Linked DNA regions of Mus musculus: region 2 is linked to region 1. Evidence: chromatin loops called from intact Hi-C (ENCODE). Cell type or tissue: heart. All regions are shown on one strand.

Region 1 (8,000 bases):
GACAACCAGGAATAGCCATCACACTATGTAAAGGAAAAAAAATAAAGTATTGTAAAATTTTGAATGAGGTAGAAGTTGGTAGATGGAGTTAGTGATTAGGAATTTCTATACTTAAAGAGTTTTAAATTATGATTAACCTGCAAGCTTATTCATTATTATGAGCTGCCTAAAGAAATGGAATATTATTGACTGAGAAACATTAAACTTCAAAAAAATTTGAAGACAAGAACAAAAGCTCTTTTTGAACAAATAAATGCACACACCACTTGCATGTATGATACCTGGGCAATTGTGCATTTCAAAGTTACACTGTGTATGTAACTTCTCATGCATATTTATCACTGCATAAAAATTCAGAAGCTAACAATAATTATTTAGAGTTTGACTCAATATATCCTTCTCTTTTATTTAAATATGCAAGATAGCACTGCAAATTGGGAACATCCTGTTTTATCTTAGCTGGACTTGGATAAGAATCTCAAATAATCTTAGGAAATCATAGAGTTATGATATAGAAGGAGTGGAAGGGAAATAAATTTAAAGGGAAGAGTTAAAAGAGAAATAAGACGTCATGTTATCTCTCACCGGACACTTCTGTGGATGTATATTTGGAAATACAAAGTCAAACATGGCTGCCATCTTTGAATGCTGCCTGAGTTACTGTTCCAAGAGGATGTAATGAGAGGTGGTCATGTAAAGAAGGCCCAGTGCACACACTGTGAAGGACTCTGTAAACAAGAGAAGGAGACTCAGATGAGTGGAGAGACTTTGCCAATGTGAAGGAGGTAGAAGCAGAGAATTCTACTGCTCTGCCTCTATCCTCTGAAGTTCAATAATCAGTTACCACCCTGGCCTTTATGCCTCATTTAGTTAGCATCTCTTTAAGGATGCCAAAAAGAACCCAGTAAACACTTATGCAGCTATCCTGACCTTATGGCTTGAAAATGTTAAATGTACTTTGCTACAATTTTTACCATATTCCCCAAACAGGTTGGCTTGTGTAATGGTCAGCCCTTTTAAATTGAGAAATAAATTGATGCCATCTGCCTGTGACAATCAGCCGGGTAATGAACATCTTCTTCATTCAAGATGGAGTTTGAAAACTACCACATAGAGTAGCGTGAAAGTGGTCTGCTTGCATGGCGCATGAGCAGTTACACATGGAATTCTGGGTAATTGTTCTCTATGTTAGAAAAGTTTGCCAGTCATTGGTGATTACATTGACAATTTTGACTTTCTGAGCTCCTAGTGACAACTGTCTTGTTGTAGTTTATTAAATATTCTCCTGAACAAGATAGTTAAGTAGTTACCATTAAATAATCAATTCAGAGATAGTTTGATTGTTATAGTTTATATAAAGTCTTACATCCCTTCAAATGTTTTAAGGTGGGATTTCCCTATTGGAATTCTCAATGATAAATCAAGAAAATAATTCACATTGAAACAACACAATATTGCGTGAGATATCTGAATGTTGAACTGTGATGTTAAGGCCAATAATCAAATATGCATAAAATATGCTCTTTATTGTTTTCCTCTAACTATGCATTTACACATTATTGATATTTCTCTGGACTATATTATAATCATTCATCTTGTTCATGGCTATGTAGCAAAAGGTTTATTTCTTGGTATACAGGAGAATTCTTCTCTTTACTGTTCAACTAACTCCAACAAACAATCTCTCTTGGTGTCTCCTCTTTCTTTGTCTTTTTCTTTTAAGAGGGGTTAATATCTTATTTGGAGACACCACTGTTCCAACTGAAGCTGACACTATGATTCTACAAGAAGTTGATCAGCATCATTTCAGGGCACTTTCAAAAGCTTCAGATGTTTAAAACAAATGAGTCAGAATAGGTTGGGTATATGTCCTTTAAATCTTGTCTGATAATAGCAAATGCCAGGTTGGGTGAGACCCACTAAAGAATATTGAAGGGTTGATGAACACAAGATCTACTACTCAGAAGGACATGGGGCTCACCCTTTAATTCATGCCCTCTCTGCTTCAAAGCTCTTGTAGCTACAACTGTAGCTTCAAAGGAACCCAGGGTGCCTGAACTGTGACCTCAGGCAGACTTACATTTCTGATTACCTGAAAGGCTTTGAAGGCCACTGCACATTTCCATGACTAAGGAGAAGTGGTGGTATATTGGAGAAATCAAGACCAAGCTTTGCCAGAGAGAATTGTAGAGCATCTACTTTCACCAGGACCCCTGAGATGGGAGCATAAGTATGTCCCCCACTTAAACTTTGGCCTTGCTCTATTAATTTTTGTTCTTTATGATAAATGAATACTTAATGTCTCTATAAACATTAAGAATGACTGTGGATTTTTCAGCCATTTATTAGTGTGCCATTCCAAGATCCTCTGAAGTAATGTAGGAAATGTTAAGTGTTGGATGGCACAGGAAATAAAGAAAGTCCAACTCAATGTCCATTAACATTCTGCCGTGGCACTCTGGCCTCTTGGGAGCACCTGGCTTCTTTAGAACATAGTTTAATTCAAATACCCATTAAGAGTGGGAATAAAACTCACATTCATCCTCTGCTTCCTCATTGTATCACTGCATAGCTATGAATGTGCAAAAAGGAGAAAAGACAAAGATTTTGCAGCCCTGAGATTAGATGTGATAATCAATCACAGAATTTCTCCTCCTTTCTTGTCAAATTTTCTAGTACAGTTTGGCAAGGTTTGACTAATGCTGGGTGCCTTAAATTAATATGACAAAAGGGTAAAGAGACACGGATAGTATGAAATTTCTTTTTTTTTTAAATAGGTACTTTCCTCATTTACATTTCCAATGCTATCCCAAAAGTCCCCCATACCCACCACCCCCCCCCCACTCCTCTACCCACCCACTCCCACTTTTTGGCCCTGGCGTTCCCCTGTACTGGGGCATATAAAGTTTGCAAGTCCAATGGGCCTCTCTTTCCAGTGATGGCCGACTAGGCCATCTTTTGATACATTTGCAGCTAGAGTCAAGAGCTCCGGGGACAGAAATGTATTCTTTTGTTTAGCACGTAACAGAAAAATTCCATGTGCACATTTTATGACACCTACACTTGTTTGGACTATGGATTTACCATATTGGGTTATTTCTCAAGAATAATGAGCTATCTTGGGGACAAACAGACTAGAAATCAGCAATAAATAAAATATCAGTTTGTGGAAATGTTCCACTATTTTGATTAGAATTAAAGTTATAAAGTATATTTGAAATTTTAAAAGAGATCATGAACAAAGTTCATCCATGCAAATAATGTGTAAGTTTTACAATTGAAATCTATTTTGAAATATATACCCTTATCTACATTGTATCACAGCTAATATTTAACCTTAACATTATATTTGGGACAGCTTTATTATTACTTAAGATATTTATTTTCCTGGGTATGTATTTGTGCTTGCATCAGTTTTTGCAAGCTCTATGAATGCATTCATGGAGAAAGGCAGAGGGAGTCGGAATCTGTGGAGCTGGACTTAGAGGTCATTAGAAGCCATTATGTAGGTTGCTAGTAACGAACATCGATGTTCTGTAAGACTAGCAGCATTCCTAAGTGCTATGACATCTCTCAACCCACATAATTCTTTTTCTTCAATTTTTATTTATTAAGACATTCTCAGTGTACAGTCTGTACTGGTCCTGACCTCCTGATTCTCTTGCTATTAACTTCTGGATATTTAAGTTTTCATCTATGACAAGAACTACTTATTTACTACCACAACCATCACTATCAGCAGAAGCAGCAGTACCACCACCACCACCACCATATTTTCATCTGTAAGGTATTCCGTCTTAGGTCAAACAAGTGAAGTTCATCTGTCCAAAGCAAAGATGTGTGGAGCAATAGTGGCTGATTAGCAGTAATTGAATAAAAAAAAGCACTTCACATATTCATATTCCATAAAGAGAATGTAGGAAATGCTAATTTTAACTTATTTTTCTTAACTGGTGAAATTGAAAGAGATAATGTTATGACCCTTATGTCAAAATCTCTTGTTTTTTGTTTTTTTGTTTTTTGGTTTTTCGAGACAGGGTTTCTCTGTATAGCCCTGGCTGTCCTGGAACTCACTTTGTAGACCAGGCTGGCAAAATCTCTTGTGTTAAACAAAAAATATTCCCATGCATACAATTCAAAGACCAAATGAAGCTCAAAAACAAGGAAGACCAAAGTGTGGATACTTCAGTCCTTCTTAGAAGGGGTAAAAATACTCATGGGAGAAGACACAGAGACAAAATGTGGAGCAGAGACTGAAGGAAAGACCATCCAGTGACTGCTGCACCTGTCCCATACACAGTCACCAAACCCAGACACTATTGTGGATGCCAACAAGTGTTTGCTGACAGGAGCCTGTTATAGCTGTTTCCTGAGAGGCTCTGCCAGTGCCTGAAAAATACAGAGATGGATGCTTGCAGCCAACCATTGGACTGAGCACAGGGTCCCCAATAGAGGAGGTAGAGAAAGTACCCAAGGAGCATAATGGGTTTGTAGCTCCATAAGAGAAACAACAATATGAACCCACCAGTACTCCCAGAGCTCCCAGGGACTAAACCACCAACCAAAGTGTACACACGGAAGTACCCATGGTTCCAGCCTCATATGTAGCAGAGGATGACCTTGTTGGTCATCAGTGAGAGGAGAGGCCCTTGGTCCTGTGAAGGCTCATGCTCCAGTGTAGGGAAATGCCAGGACAGGGAATCAGGGGCAGATGGGTTGGTGAGCTGGAGGAAGGGGTTTGGGATAGGGGATTTTTGGAGGAGAAATCAGGAAAAGGGATAACATTTGAAATGCAAATAAAGAAAATATATAATAAAAAATTGCAGTGATATTTGTGAATCAGAGGGTCTCAGGTGTTGTTAGCACTGCTGTCTCAGACAACAAAACACAAGTTGTATAGTCCTGGTATAGCCAGGAGCCCTGAACCCTACCCTGGGGGGTGAACTTGGACATCTATGTTCAGAATTAGCAAAAGAATTGTCTGTGTGTGGAATCCTGCATGGCACACTGGAGTTCTAATCTTGGGTTTCTTACTTACAAGCAAGTGTCCTTGCTCAGAATGCCAATATTTTGAGAACCAATGAGAAGCTATATGCCACTAAAAATAAAAAGAATGAAAACTTCAGGGCATTGAATATTAGTCAAATGTTTGCTTTAATTTGTAAAATAAAATTGCTTGCTTTAAAGAAATAAAGACATAGAGATGAGGAGATGCTTCAGTAGGTAAGTGGTATGCTACACACATATAGGGTATCTGCCTATACTTCCAGTGTTATGGGGCCAGAGACAAACAGATGTAGAGCTCACTGGTCAGCCTAGCCAACGGGTGAGCTTCAGGTTCAGCAAGAGCTTGTCTCAAGAAATAAGAAAAGCAGTAGGGGATTTTCAGCATCAAACTCTGTTCTCTATACACGTACACACACACATGAGGGTTTTAAATCCCAGATACACATGCACACATAGGCATGTCATGTCCACATGCATAAGAAACTATGACAGAAATAGTACTAAATTACACATACTGTTGATTTTCTTCTATAAAAATAAAGGAAATGAATATCTTACACGATTGCCCAATGATGCACAAGTTAATATATGAAATTACTGAGAAACAGAGTTCTCAGTATTAGAGGTTTCACTGGCCTCAGGCAAAGTGGACACTATTTCCAAGAGAGCCGTTTTCTCTCGATATTGTGGCATTTTGCCTGACATGTCTTATGGTGTTTGAATGAATTTTCATATGGCTAATAAAAATGCATTTTTCCTATTGGATATGTTTTTCTCATAATAAAGTCTCTTTGTCGAAGAAGGGCAAATTTATTTTGTTTTTGAAATACATTCCATCTTGAGAATGAATCAATGACTGCCTTTTTCCATGGGGTGGAAACACAATGTCACAGTGCTTTTGTGTTTGCACAGATGTTATTGTGCTTTCCCCAGGACATGAACCACCCTAATGATGTTTTGTTGCTATGTGTCTTCACAGATTAAAATTAGAAATGATCGAGCATATTATGACTGCTGAAATCTCACCTGCTTGCATTTTGCATTTTAGTAATTTTGTCTATTTTAAAAGTAAATGCTTGGAACATGCCGTTGGTGGAGGTCTCTGTTCATATCCTAAGGGCATGTGGAAAGATGCAAACTCTATTTCTGTTTTCTGTACCCTAGAGGTGGACATAAGGCAATAATTGGTCTCATTAAACAGTCTGTCCTGCTAAGATTTTTCTCCTTTCTTCCTTTCCTTATTATTCATCCTCCTAATGTAAGCCTTTGAATAGCTGAAAAGTTTACTTCCATAGAAGTATAATTTTAAAATTACATATTCTTACATAGAAATATTTACTATTAAATATATAACAGTAAGTACCCATTATCATATTATGCAATTAAAACTACTTGCTACTTACCTTTAAAAAAAGGAATAAGAAAAAAACACACTCTCAAATGAAGTGGATCTTCCTGACTAGGATACCTTTGTTAAGGATGAATATAAGAGTAAGTGTCCAAGAAATATGAACGTATGCATTTTTATATTACACAAAAATTTTCTATCATGTGTCAATCAATATATGTGGTCAGAAATAGAAAAAAAAAAAAACAACGGAAATCACAATTGTAAGAACATAATAAGACCAGTGTGTGATGGGACAGAGGGAATTCAAAAAATTTGGGGGCATTCAATCTGGTTTCTCGGAAAGAACTTTCTAAACACCAGGCATTCGGTGCTAACACCAGGCAGTTGGGTATCCCAGCTTCCTACCACACATGTGTTCAAATATCAACTCTACCCTTTACTTACCTTCAGATCTGCTAGAAAGCCAAGTCCCCAGATGTGTCTTCTGTGGAGGAAAATAATGGTAACACCCTAATTCTGAAATCTGTAGAAGATGCATGCAGAAAGCCTGAAACAAACTCTCAAAACCTGAAGAGAGATCATGAAACAGTGCTGAGTACTCGGGACTAGGAAAGACAGCACACCTAATTGTGGTCAACTCTTGACACAGCAGTGCGGGACTTCTTCATGCCCTACTCCTAGGTCAGATCAGGAGAATGTTCCCTAGAGAATTGTATCAGGTCACTGAAGAGTTCTGTCTAAAACTAAAGGTTCTGTTTTCTGCCCCCATTCTCTCCTCAGTGCTGTCTGATTCAATTTAAGAGTAGTGGCAACCATTACTGTCTTCGGACAAAAGTGAATGAGTGGGGCTTGTTTTGCCCACCGCTATGCCCTTCAACTCAGCTGATGTTGTGGGCCACAGGATGCCGAAGCATCTTTAATCTTACAAGAAGTTTGGAATACAGATTTCAAACAGCAATATACCCTGCCGGCCTCTGACATCCTGTGGCTGGCTGACTCATTTGGTTCCTTTTAATTCATGACTGCTTCCAAGTTTTTACAATGCTCTGCAGCCTACAAAACAGGGCCACGTGCAGTAGTTTTTCTTTGGATCTTAAAAACGAATCCAAGTTTATTAGGATAGTCTCTGGGTTTGATCCCCAATATTGTAAAATACAAGGGAAAGTACAAACAAAAATACTGTTTTGAAACCTGCCAGTTGCATTTTCTGTGGCTAGCAAGCAGAAAGCTTATGAGGTAGGATCTGGCTGCATCTTCAAACCTTTCACTGTCCACAGCATTTGATTCTTTTCAGTGGTTTGCTCTCGAAAGTTCTTATTTATGTTAGCTGCATCCTCAATTTATTTTGTGGTCTGAACACTAACCACTGAAGACAGCCTGTGGCCATTGTCTGCTGAACTGTGCAGAACAATCCACTAAATGAAATCCTGTTATTTTAAGAAGTCAAGGCCCATAATTCTCCTGGCATTTTTTCACACAGTTAATGTTGCCAAGACCCTGGGCATTGTTGAGTATAAGCTGCCATGATAGTCATGCCAAACTCTGCTTGCCTTTTCCATCATAGCCAATTTTTAATCCACTCTCTTCTGCTAGTGTAGATGTTCTTTTGGGTTTTTTTTCTTATACAAGTGAGAAAATTCTG
Region 2 (8,000 bases), 86 kb before region 1:
CTTAGTACAAAAGCTTATAAACTTTTGTACAATTATTACTTTTATAATAATTCATTAAGTAATATAAATTCATCTTATGGAATAATTTCCATATCATTCACTAACAACTGGAAAATAATTCCATTAAGGGTTAAAGTCCAGTGTTCTATAATTGTTTTTGTATTATAGGGGCTATAGGCTGTTTTCTTATTACATATCTGTTTCAAGCAGTCAGACATATGGATGGACAGATAAACAGATAGACAGACAGACCAATCAAATAAATAGAGGTATAATATTTAAAAACATGCATTCATACATATACCAAATCATAATATTTTTCATTTTAAAATATTTGTTTATTTTACCTACGTGCATGTGTTTTTGTGCCTGTGAGTATGTATATATACGGTGTATATGTATAAACCCAAGGAAGTCAGAAGAAAGCACTGGATCCATTGGAGCTTGAGTTACAAACATTTAAAAGGTGCCATATGGGTGCTGGGAACCAAACCTGAGACCTCTGCAAGAACTACTGAGCCATTTATTTAACCCCCAGGAATCATAAATTTTGCCACAAGTTTCAAGAAACAAGAGGATGGACCATTATCATTTTAACCTACTTATTCAGCCATCGTAAAACTCTCACTCAGGTTGGAGAATAGGCAATGGGCTGTGCTTGATGTGCACATCTTAGGTCCATTTCCATCACCAATGCAGAGATGCAAGTCTATATCTTCACTTCTTAGAGAGCTCATGGACAAAGGCAGCTTAGCTCAGAGGATAAACTCCAGTTTCAGTGAGAGACTCTACTTTAAAAAGGACCATGTCTAATGAGAGATGAAGGTAAGCAAAGGATGCATGAGTTGTGGTGATTTGTATACCCTTAGTCAAGGGAGTGACTTGAGTAAAAGCTGTGGCCTTGTTGGAGATGGTGTGTCACTGAGGGTGTGGGCTATAACACCCTTATCCTAGCTCCCTGGTAGTCAGTATTCAGGTAGCAGCATCCAGATGAAGATGTAGAACTCTCTCAGCTCTGCCTAAGCACTTCCTTGCTCCTGCCTTGATGATTATGTATTGAACCTCTTAACCTATAAGCCAGCCACAATTAAATATTGTCCTTATAAGAGGCACCTTGCTTATGGTGTCTGTTCACAGCAGTAAAACCCTAACTAAGACATGAGAACACTACCCAAATACACACACACACACACACACACACACACACACACACACACACACACATACAAACATACACACACTCATGCATGCACACATACACACCCCATTCTTGAAGCACCCTTGCTCAATTTATGTAAGTCATTGTCTTAGTGTTTTACCAGTAGGTTCAGACACCATAACCAAGGCAAATCTTATAAGGACAATCTTTAATTGGGGCTGGCTTACAGGTTCATAGGTTCAGTCCATTAACATCAAGGAGTATGACAGTGTCCAGGCAGGCATAGTGCAGGAGGAGCTGAGAGTTCTACATCTTCATCTACAGGCCAATAGGAGACACGTGACTCTAAAAATGGTCAGGAGGAGGGTCTTAAAGCCCACACACACAGTGACATACTTCCTCCAACAAGGCCACACCTCCAAATAGTGCCACTCATTGGGCCTAGCATACTCAAACTACTACACTCATTTTGCTGTTAGGTTGTTAAATAAACAACTTGCTCTTCCAGGTGGATAACTCTAAAAATTATTGATACCATTACCATCAATTAATGATGTTAGTATTGCAATTAAACTTGTAACCTTGTAGCCAGCAGAGAAGAAAAGGATTAGTGTGTGTGACCACAATGGGAAACACTATGGTATGTATATAGAAAGATGCAAGTTAGGCTAATTCTAACAGACAAGATGCTAAGGCCACACACCTTGAGAATAAAATGGAAAAGTTCTCATGGCCAATTGTCACCTCTATAACCTCTTCACAGTGGATTATCTGATAAAAGATATTACTGAAGTTTTAAAATGATAAAACACACCAAATGGCTAAGAAGCACCTAAAAAATGTTCAACATCCTGAATCATCAGGGAAATGCAAACAAACCTGAGATTCCACCTCACACCAGTCAGAATGGCTAAGATCAAAAACTCAGGTGACAGCAAATGATGGCAAGGATGTGGAGAAAGAGGAACACTCCTCCATTGCTGGTGGGATTTTAAGCTGGTACAACCACTTTGGAAATAAGCTTGGCAGATTCTCAGAAAATTGGACTAGTACTATCAGAAGATCCATCAATTCCTCTCCTGGGCATATACTCAGAAGATGCTCCAACATGTAATAAGAACACATGCTCCACTTTGTTCATAGCAGCCTTATTTATAATAGCCAGAAGCTGGAAAGAACCTAGATGTCCTTCAACAGAGGAATGGATACAGAAAATGTGGTACATTTATACAATGGAGTACCACGCAGCTATTAAAAACAATGAATTTATATAAAATGGATGGATCTGGAGGATATAATCCTGAGTGAGGTAACCCAATCACAGAAGAACACACATGATATGCACTCACTGATAAGTGAATATTAGCCTAGAAATGCAGACTATCCAAGATACAATTTGCAAAACACATGAAACTCAAGAAGAAGGAAAACCAAAGTATGGATACTTCAGTCCTTCTTAAAAGGGGGAATAAAATACCCATGGAAGGAGTTACAGAGACAAAGTTCAGAGCAGAAACGGAAGGAATGGCCATCTAGAGACTGTCCCAGTTGGGGATCCATCCCATAAACAACCACCAAACCCAGACACTATTGCATATGCCAACAAGTTTTTGCTGACAGGAGCCTGATATAGCTGTCTCGTGTAAGTCTATGCCAGTGCCTGGCAAATAAAGAAGTGAACGCTCACAGTCAGCTATTGGACGGCGCACAGGGTCCCCAATGAAGGAGCTAGAGAAAGTACCCAAGGAGCTGAAGGGATTTGCAACCCCATAGGTGGAACAACAATATGAACTAACCACTAACCCCAGAGCTCCCTGGGACTAAACCACCAAAGAAATCACATGGTGGGACTCGTGTCTCTAGCTGCATATGTAGCAGAGGATGGCCTAGTTGGTCATCAAAGGGAGGAAAGGCCCTTGGTCCTGTGAAGGTTCTATGCCCCAGTATAGGGGAATACCTGGGCCAGGAAGTGGGAGTGGATGGGTTGGGGAGCAGGGGGAGGGGGAGGGTATGGGGATTTTTTTTGAGGGGATAACTAGAAAGGGGGATAAAATTTGAAATGTAAACAAAGAAAATATCTAATAAAAAATAAAGCTATACACTATAAAAATTTAAATTGATATATGATGTCACAGCTAGCTTATACATGTTAATATGCATCCAACTGAGAGAATGAACTACTAAAATGTCTCAGGTAAACAGAATTGACACAGTTCAGAAAAGCGTTTTGCTGGATTTGTTAAGTCCCCTTTGACTAGACATGTAATTTGTGGGAGGATGACTATTTGAAATGTATGTTCATATCTACAACTATTTTTCTGTATTAATGGAAAGATATATTTTTATTTAAACTGTGAATTAAAAAATGATAAAACACAAATATAAATGTATGTATATTTATTTATTTATAATGGTAAAATTTAGGAGTATTTAAGCAGAACTAAGCTACTGAAGACACATTTTAAAAGATCAAAGCTCTGCAAATAAACACACATGATAGCCCACACATGTGTCTTCTTTCAAAGTGAGTCTGGAAGCCAAAAACACTTTTGTAACTGTAAGATCAAATATATTTCTTGCACCAAAACTCATTCTGAAAATTGTATGTTGGTTATAAAAACAACCTGTTATAGAGAAGCAAACTCAGGAGGAGCAACTGCCTTGATATTTTAAAGGTGAACTTATGACAGCCAAAACCTGGAGCAGGAAGATTAAAATGCCTTTAATTTGATCATTCTTTGCCTGCAAAATGCCACAGACATTATTGGTTTTGAAAGCTCCGGAAATATGTCCTGATGCTTTCAAGCGTCTCATCCTTCTCAGTATACTGAGTATTTCTCGTCCCTTCTTTCCGATGCCCAGCTCCACCAATGTCAATAAAGCACACTGTCTGCTTTAGTCTGGGAACCATTCACTCTCTGCACTGTCTTCTGCACTCTGGCCGAGATAATGCATCTGGGTCTCCTTAGTGATATTCTGAACACATTTTTGCTCTCTTCCACCCAGAGCACATACTTCTGGTGGAATTCCTGTTGTGTGGGAGGCCAGCTAAACTGCATTCACACACTGGCACTCCCAGATGTGTCCTTGCTGGATTTATTCCAGTCCCTCTGTCTCAGCAGCCAGACATGTGTTGCTTAAGTCTGATCTTCAGTATCTGAGCCTGACAACCACAGGAGCCTTTGTGCTGTTTATTTATTTGATGGCTGTCTGTCTCTCTCTCCCTTTCTCTCCCTCTCTCTGTCTCTCTCTCTCTACCTGAGTGCGTGTTTCCTTCTTTTATATGTTCTTGATTCCTTCTTTTCTATTAAAATTTTAAAAATGTTTGTTTCCAGGACAAAAAAAGTAAGACTTTTAATGGCAGCCAGGAGATGAGATGAGATGGTGTTTGGGTGTTTGTTTTAGTTACAGGAAGGTCACTACAATTACAACTGCAGGCAGACACCTGCACCATCTGTTTTTGTCAATAAGCCTTTCAAAAGAACACAACACACAGTCATTTCCCATCAGGATGTGTTCTTTCAGACCTGTGAAGAACATTGGCTCACCTGGAACATGACTATTTCTTGAAAGATTTTTTTTTGCTATATTATATGATGGTAAGAATTGGTTGTTAAATGTGAGAGTGGGTGGGTAGGGGAGCAGGACAGGGGGAGGGTATAGGGAACTTTTGGGATAGCATTTGAATTGTAAATAAAGAAAATAGCTAATAAAAAAGGGGGAAATGAGATATATAAAAAAAGAGTTGGTTGTTTGTGAGGAAAAAAGAAATCTTGTCTCAAGTTAAAAGCTTGAATCCCTACTCTGTCTCTCTGTCTGTTCCCGAGTCTGTGTCTGAGTGTGTGTCTGTGCCTGTGCCTGTGTCTGTGTCTGTGTCTGTGTCTGTGTCTCTGTGTCTGTGTCTGTGTCTGTGTCTGTGTCTGTGTCTGTGTCTGTGCCTGTGCCTGTGCCTGTGCCTGTGCCTGTGCCTGTGCCTGTGCCTGTGCCTGCCTGTGCCTGTGCCTGTGCCTGTGCCTGTGCCTGCCTGTGCCTGTGCCTGTGCCTGTGCCTGTCTCTGTCTCTGTCTCTGTCTGTCTCTGTCTCTCTGCCTCTCTCTGTCTCTCTGCCTCTCTGTCTCTCTGTCTCTCTGTCTCTGTCTGTCTCTCTCTCTCTGTCTCTCTCTCTCTGTCTCTGTCTCTGTATATTAGTGATGACTGGGGAAATGGGACAGGAGTTTTGGAGAGCAATCACAGCCATCTAGCCATCACTGTTCAGGCTGATGATTTGAATACCTGAGAGAGACACGAAATGATTAACACATAATACTATAGACGGTAATGGGTATACCACTTCCTGGAAAAGACATCATTCATAGGAAGTGACCACAAGTCTTTGTCAACTGATTCCCATCCCTGGAAATATCCAGTGAGTGAAGTTCCAAAGCCTTCAGAGTTTGGTCAGGCATGACAACTCTTTATTTGTTGCTCTTAACTCTTGTGATGGACACAAAATCCAAACAATAGATGTCTGTATGCATTAGATATTTTTGTTCACATGTGATGTAAACACTACCTTTATCATTTTAAATAAGGGAAATTAAGACTACAGCTTAGCAAGAAAAGACAATACCTTATCTAGCCTCCTGAAAGTTCAACAGTTTCATTACCATATCCCACTGTATCATAGCTATTAAAAAAAAAAACAAACAGAAAATACAGGCTTTTAATATTGTGGATAGGATTGTGAAATCACAAACACCCCAGTATGTGATGAGTGCTGTGTGTAACAAAGAGGCGCAGCCGCATTTCTTCACTTTCCATCCTCAGAACAGTCTTAAATTTTAGCCTTCTCTAGAAGGATCTCCCTGATCTTGGAAGAACAAATATTCTCCTGGATTAATTATCTCGGAGGAAACAGTTTTCCAAAGGGAGCCTATCATGGATTGATTTTCTATGTTAATGAGTTATTTATTTTCTCATATATTTCTAAGTCATCTCCGTAAACATCGCTTAGTTTGAAGAAATGAGGAGTTTTTGTTTATTGTAGAAAAGCACATTTTTAAATTACATGCATTTTTTCCCTTTTTGGGTGAGGCAAGAAGGAAAGAAGGAAAACCATAACTTGTTTACTGCAAAACAGAATGTTCGGTTAACTGCCCAAATCAGAACTTTCCCGTACTGACTTAGGAATGAGGGCTGATCAGTAATCTTCACCAAGTTCGGAGGGTTAGAGGTGACTCAGGCTCCATGAATGTGTTCTGGTCTTATTTAAAGAAAGGCCCCTGAGTCATGTGGAGTTGTGTCAAAATGTGTGGTATGTCATGTTATTTTAAAAAGACAGCTTGGGGAGAGGAAATTGAACTATCTTTTTTTTTTTTTCCAGGGAACTTTGCCCTCTTGTAGAAGTCATTTCCCACACATCTCACTTTCTTTGCAGTCAGGCTGTGGTGTATTTTTATCGTAGATATATCCCTAATGACTTCTCATGTCGAGCTTGTGTAGTGAACTATTTTTCATTAATATTTATCCTCAGCTGCTGTTAAATGCATTGCTTACAGCTGAATACATTTACCATCGATCTACTATCATTTGGATGTCTCATCCATCTGAAAGGATGGCTAAACACATATATTTGTTATTTTTAACAATAGGAAAAAATTCACAAACCTAAATGAGTTTCAGTTATCTTAGCTAAGTAAAATTTGAAAGTGTCAATCTTGTTTGTATTCAGAATTTTTAAGTACATGTAAAAATTTTTTAGAAATGTAAAAAAAAAATTAAATTAAAAAGTATAAATACCCAAAGGACTGCCAGGGGAGGAAAAGGCAGCTTTCTTTAGAGCTGTAATTTGTGGTTGGTTGACCATGCTTCTGTGCATGTCCCCACATACATGTGCATGTGGAGAGCACAAATTAAATTCAGTGGCTTATTTATATTTAAAAAAATAAGAAGACGAGGAAAATGAAGTTGCAAGGATGTCTGTGTGGATCCAGGAGTCTAATGGAGAAATGGGACAGAAACAATTCCACATGTATTAAATTCTTAAAGGGTAAATTAAAATATATAAAAATAGATGGGCAGAGGGGAGGTATAGGGGATTTTGGGATATCATTTGAAATGTAAATGAAAGAAAATATCTAATAAAAAATTTAAAAAATAAATATGTAAATTTTAAAAGTGTAAAAAGTACTTTGATGAATAAAATTATACTTAGTTATGATGAACTGTAACTTTAGGGTTCATGATCAAGTATGAAATCTTGAATAAGGGCTTGTCCAAGTATGTGAGCTGATTTGTTATTATAAATCCACTTTTGCTTTTGAGAGTCTTTCTCTATACAACAGGAATAGTATACATTTCAACTCCAGTTTGGGTAAATTGCTTCTGGGTCTATTATTCGGTTCAATCAACCAAATACTAATTAAAGCCATCCCATTTCCAAATCTAAAACACTGAGTCAGGAAACATATCCCTATGTTCAGCTTGACATGCTCCATTTCTTGCTTATTTTCAGTCTCAATACAATGCCCTAAAGATACACTGCCATTTTACCCCTATTTTTGCTGATGAAAACTGGCCAGACATGCAACTGCTTGGGTGTGAATCAGTCTACCACAATTTGAGAATTGAGTCTAACTACAGATTTCAATGGAAATGAAATAATTGTAGTAGACTTTTAGGGTTAGCAGGAATCTTGATCGAATTCCCATTGGTGGGAGTTGCATGTTAGAATGTGGTACTGAAGTCCTGTGACAGAATAGACTCTGCCTACATTGGACTGCAAGAAAGGCTGTCAGAAGGCAGGACTCTATGTTCATATCCTCACCAAAATTTGCTCACATATTCTAATCCCAAATTCCTGG

Evidence for each region. Peaks named below come from ENCODE experiments on the same cell type or tissue, not always from the same donor. Only the 100,000 strongest peaks of a DNase experiment are listed, where the experiment ranks them.
Region 2: a loop joins it to region 1, with 2.6 times the contacts of the local background. A loop is called at or near these places in 3 of 42 quality-filtered maps.

Annotation. Positions count from the first base shown.
Region 1 is chr13:5,257,856-5,265,855 of GRCm38, reverse strand. Gm40659 (a long non-coding RNA gene) reads right to left here and starts at 7,054. Exons shown (of 3, transcript XR_873108.1): 1 at 6,803-7,054; 2 at 586-728; 3 at 1-23. In heart, no CTCF peak of the experiment used is centred here; no DNase peak of the experiment used is centred here.
Region 2 is chr13:5,344,337-5,352,336 of GRCm38, reverse strand. No RefSeq gene overlaps it. Among named protein-coding and RNA genes, the nearest start is that of Gm40659, 90 kb to the right of the region's middle. In heart, no CTCF peak of the experiment used is centred here; DNase peaks (open chromatin) are centred at 4,226, 4,626 and 6,376; H3K27ac peaks cover 554 bases.